Linked DNA regions of Homo sapiens: region 1 is linked to region 2. Evidence: chromatin contacts called from ENCODE Hi-C or POLR2A ChIA-PET data. All regions are on one chromosome and are shown on one strand. Each heading gives the region's core, a stretch centred on a gene start or an enhancer-like site at or near the end of the contact. The rest is flanking DNA. Distances are from core to core; before and after follow the strand shown.

Evidence for each region. Hi-C counts contacts between places; a loop is a spot of excess contacts on that map. ChIA-PET counts read pairs that join two places held with the same protein, here RNA polymerase II (POLR2A). Pooled maps may share reads with other maps.
Region 1: a map of MCF 10A shows a loop between it and region 2 (5-fold over the local background). The contact joins two enhancer-like sites. A Hi-C loop is called at or near these places in 1 of 168 maps with a recorded cell type or tissue (MCF 10A) and 2 of 50 pooled maps. POLR2A ChIA-PET finds 5 or more read pairs at or near these places in 1 of 52 experiments (OCI-LY7).

Annotation. Positions count from the first base shown.
Region 1 is chr5:126,537,955-126,540,654 of GRCh38, forward strand. No RefSeq gene overlaps it. Among named protein-coding and RNA genes, the nearest start is that of ALDH7A1, 56 kb to the right of the region's middle. Within about 2 kb of position 1,322, at least 6 of the 41 ENCODE cell types and tissues checked have a DNase peak (open chromatin) inside an H3K27ac peak, as active enhancers do.
Region 2 is chr5:125,483,410-125,486,109 of GRCh38, forward strand. The region is part of intron 8 of LOC124901056 (a long non-coding RNA gene); the gene reads right to left. Among named protein-coding and RNA genes, the nearest start is that of LINC02240, 8.5 kb to the right of the region's middle. Within about 2 kb of position 1,307, at least 26 of the 41 ENCODE cell types and tissues checked have a DNase peak (open chromatin) inside an H3K27ac peak, as active enhancers do.

The DNA of each region.
Region 1 (2,700 bases), core at 72-2,571, 1.1 Mb after region 2:
CCTCGTCTCTACTAAAAGTACAAAAAAATTAGCCGGGCATGGTGGCACGCGTCTGTAGTCCCAGCTACTTGGGAAGCTGAGGCAGGACAATGGCGTGAACCCGGGAGGGGAGGCGGAGCTTGCAGTGAGCAGAGATCGCACCACTGAGCGGAGATCACGCCACTGGACTCCATCCTGGAGGACAGAGCGAGACTCCGTCTCAAAAAAAAAAAAAAAAAAAAAAAGTGTGTAGCTCTTCCCCCCTCACTTTCTTCCTCCGGCTCCGACCACGTGAAGACCATGCCTGCTTCCCTTCGCCTTCCGCCATGATAAGTTTCGTGAGGCCTCCCCAGCCACACCTCCCGTACAGCCTGTGGAACTGTGAGTCAATTAAACCTCTTTTCTCATAAATTACTCAGTCTCAGGTAGTTCTTTATAGCACTGTGAGAACAGACTAATACACACATCAATCCTAATTTTCTGATTTTGATGGTTGTAATGTAGTTATGCAGGAAAATGTCCTTGTCTGTGGGAAATATACACTAAAGCATTTGGGAGTAACAGGGCATCAGATCAACAACATTCTCAAATAATTTAGGGGGAAAAGTTCTATGTACTTGCAACTTTTCTTTAAGTTACGATTATGTCACAATAAAAGACACTGCAAAAAAAAGGAAAAGTCAACAATTAAGAGTCAGACAGGGAAGGTGAGCAAATAAGAACTCTGCTATTTCAGGGACACTATTCACATTCACAAGAATACTATGAGGCCAGGCTACTTGGATTCAAATCTCAGCCCCATCATTTATCAGCTGTGTGACTTGGGGAAAGTTACTCAACCTCTCTGTGCCTCAGTTTCCAAATCAATAAAGTGAAGATCATAATAGTATCTATTTCCTAGGGTTATGAGAATTCCATGGGTTTATATTTGCCAAGTGCTTTTAAAAGTGCCTGGAACACAGTAAGCATCATTTAAGTGTAAATAAAACGAATGACCCATGGAGTTATTCAAAATGGAATAACCTCACACATATGCTCACTGCAGGGAAAGAAGAATGGATGGAAAATTTTTTTAAAAAAAGTTTTGTTTTGTTAGGACAGGGTCTCACTATGTTGCCTAGGCTTGTCTCAAATTTCTGGGCTCAAGCAACCCTCCCTCCTCAGCCTCCCCAAATGTTGGGATTACAGGGATAAGCCATTACGTCCAGCCACATTTTTAACTTAAAAGATACAAACCTGCAATTATAGGCAGTAGGAAAGGCAAGTTACCAATGGTGCTGGAAAGTAAAGCAGCTCATAAATGTGGGGCATTGTCTGTTGACTGCAAAAACTTTTCCATGGTGACCTCCTGGATACAAAGTCAACACAACTCACTTCCCTGCTAAACAGATGATTGCTTTGACCAACAGTGACACCTACAGGTCAACACTGTAAAGACAATTCAATTATATCTGAATGTGGGCCAGATTTCTATAACCCTGGAATTGCCAGGCTGTAAGGATTCTCAACAAGCAAATAGCAAACATTGAGTAGTTGTTGGATCTATATTTCTATTTTCAAACCTAATCTACCTTAGGAAGTAACTGGTCTCTGCAGTAATTTATGCATAAGATGGGGAATCCCATTCACCGTAACAACTGAGCCGGGCACGGTGGCTCACACCTGTAATCCCAGCACTTTGGGAGGCCAAGGCAGCCTGGCCAACATGGCAAAACACTGTCTCTACTAAAAATACAAAAATTAGCCAGGCATGGTGGTGCGCACCTGTAATCCCAGCTACTCCAGAAGCTGAGGTATGAGAATCACTTGAACCCGGGAGGCAGAGGTTGCAGTCAGCTGAGATAGCACCACTGCACTCCAGACTGGGCAACAGAGACTTAAAAAAAAAAATCCGAAATCATAAAATATATAGGAATAAACACAAAAGTTGTTAAGACGTTGCATGAAATAAACTGCAGAATTTTGCTAGGAACCATAAAAATTTGATCAAAATACGTATCATTGATGTTTTTAAGATCTAAGTATTATATATTAGTTCTTCCTAACTTATAAATTTGAGTCCAATAAAAATCCCAAAGAAATTTTTTAAAAACCTGGAAAATGTTTCTAAATTTTATTTAGGAAAATAATTAAAATATTAAAAGCTGAAAACGAATGTGGAAAACATCTTAATAACAGTACCCAACATTTATTGAGCCCTTATCATGAACTTACCAGGCACTGTTAACTTTTATAATTTTACGCTTTAATCCTAACAATTGTATGGGACAGATATTATCAGCATCCTCATACAGTGGAAATAGATTATTTAAGCTTAGCAGCATCTGTGTTTCTTACCTAGGATAACAACTCTCATTTCTTTTAGGGGAATTATCTGTCCTTGATTTCAGCATTAGGACTATTAATCCAGGTGCTTTGCTCTCCCCTTGCCAAGGGGCAGGTAAATTACCTTAAAGGTAAATGATCCATGCTAGGCAAATTGCTTGGTCCTTTCCTGCAGTTTTAATTTTGAGAAACAAAAAGCCTAAAAACAGTTGAAGTTCACTCATTCTAGCAGTGGCGTTTCCACAAGACAGTTGATTTTTACCTGTTACCTAGCTAGGTCCCTAGAGGTAAGGAGACAAACTCAGAAAATAGCAACAGAATTCCATCTCCACTTGCAGACTAAAGAATAAAAAAAAGGAGTCATGTTAGTAGAATCTACAGAGCCACAGCAGAGGG
Region 2 (2,700 bases), core at 57-2,556:
AAAAATTTAAATCAACCAAGTAACCAGGTAATGAATGCATAGCAACAGATACATTAAATCCGAACAGTTTAATGGGTTTTAGTTGAGAACTGAGCTGGAGCAACATACGTAGGATTCAACTAATTCAGAAAACTTAAAGGGCCCGAGGCTAGATTGTATTTATTTTCCTTTTTGTTTTTCCAGGATTAAAGGGTACACAGCATTTTTTTTCTAAATCTGGAAAAGATATCATTTATCTAATCTTAGGAAATTGTGCTGAATTTGGGGGAAGTTTTATCCCAAAGTCTAAACATAGAGCTTTAAGCACATACATAGGCATTCATTAACACAAAATTGAATTCAGGAGAAATGTGATGAGAACCTGACATGTGTCAAGCCTTTCTGCTGTATGCTAAATATTTATGATAAATGTCATAGCAGCTGTCTTCAAACATAAAAAGCAAACATCAGAGCAGTGTAAGCCTAAAGGGTTAGGCAGGTCAAGGTCAACGGGCTGAACAGAATATGGTGAGTGGCTCTTGGGTATTCTTCCATCTACAAGGAGAGATTATACCAGGAAAAGGTAACCTCTACTGCACCAGCAGCTCCTTCCACTAGCCACTGGGGAATTAAAATAAAAGGTAAAGAAGGCCTTCTTTTGGATCCACAGCAGTAACAACAGCAATACCAATAATTAACGCAAGCTATTGTTTGTTGAGGGCTAACCTTGTTCCTCATTCCCTTTGTTAATGGCTTACGTTCATGAACTTCTTTAATCTTAAAAAGAGCCCTGCAAAAGTAGATATTACCACTATCTCCATTTCATATGTGAGGACACAGACAGAGAGTAGCCATTTGCTCAAGATTGCCAAGCCAAGAAGGGTTCCATGAGTGTTTAAACCTAGAAGTAAGTCTGAAGCTTAGCCCCTTATTCATGGCACTAAATTTCCAGGGACTTGACTGATGCTCTGGCATTTTTGGTGGTTTGGAGGGAGGGAGGCAGTGATTCATCACTCTTTACCCAGCCCGTTGTTTTCCCCGGGTTTTGCAAGAGATCATGTTTAAGGTCAACTGGTTATCACCTGCCTAGACGCTAGTGATTTACAATTATTTCTTTATTAAGAAAATGCTTGGTGTGTGAGTGGTCTCTCTCTGAAAAAATGCCAACAGGAAGGCCTTGTCAGATTTTTGGCAGATACACATTTAAACACATAAAAACAAGTTTAAACACTATCATTTATGCATAATTCTTTCTTGGCATCATCTCTCACTTGCCACAATTTGCAGCCAGAAAACACTTATTTCTACTTTTCTTACTCTAGAAATAATCCAGCCTTAAGTGGATCTAATTCCTTCCCAGAAGAGAAACAGCCTTGTCAGGACTTGGTTGTGTGTGCTGTGTTTGAGGCATCAAGGTTTCCATTTACGGCACAGCTGCACGGACTCCGAAAGCTGGTGCTGAGCCAGAGCTCTGTACCCACTGAGATCTGTAGTCTGGAATGATAAACACACAGCTGCCTGTGGCGAGGGCCACAGGCATAATAGATGGCCACATCTCAACCAGAGTCAAGCGAAGCCTACACAAATCATTAATCCAACTGCTTATATGTTAAATATCACAAACTGTGTACGAAATGGTGAGCTATCTCAGTGGAAGGAGGGGAAAATGGCAGAGGCAATTTAAGGAAACAGGAGAGTAAGTGGCTGTAAGTCCTCTGCAAAGTCCTGCTCTAGAGCTGATTTACTGCCACCAAGCCCTCTTGCTGCAAATAGTTCATAAAGCCTATGACCTGAGTACTTGCCCACGGGACCACAATAACATTTATCTAGCATAAATTAATGTGTTTCAACCACTAATTCAATTTGGCTGTCTCATTCTTCTGGTTTTGGCAAAGCCTAGCCTTGCTATAAAGTCACTCCGTGACTCACACGAATGGCTGTGTTTGTTAAGGAGTCACACACCACTAGGAACAAAGAGTGCTGTTAGTTGAGTAGTCATAAAATATACCTCCCGAGCACATTTGGAGCTGTGCTAATTGAAACTTCCTCTTTAGAGGAGCCTGATCAAAACCAGCTGTAGGAGTCAAGCAGGAACAGATTTCAACATTACATTAAAAGCCCAACAAATTCAGTAAGAGCAGCCTCTGAGAGAAGAGGGCATTCCAGCCTGAACAAATGCTCTAATTGCCTCCTGACATGCTGCAAAGAAAGCTTGTGACCTGAGCCTGGAGAGCTGTGGAGAGAAACTTCTCCATAAGATTTGAAAAAAAGCAACCTCTAGGGCAGTTCTCCTCATAAAATTCCAGATCTGCCAACATTCTCAAGTAACACATGTGAAAACCCACAAAAGCTGAGTGAATTTAGGCAAATGAAGTGATATATTGTTCTGAAAGGGGAAAAACAGAGCTTAAGTATTTTCAATGGTAATATGACCTTTTATGGACATCCCTTTAGTATTGAAAACAAAAACAAAACCTCCAACTCACAGAGGAACAAACAAAATACAAATAAGAAGCAAAAGCCTGGATGAATCGCAAAGAAAAGACACAGAGTGTATTTAAAGACAAAAAATGAGAGCTGTCTCTTCCTCTTTGGCGGCTTGTGAATTTCCTATTCCAAGACATAAGGGCTGCACTCTGCCAATGTGTATAAAATCAAATGCATCCATAGGTTCGCTGAAAATGTGGAATAATCATGCATTTTCTGTGTTTGCTTTACTTG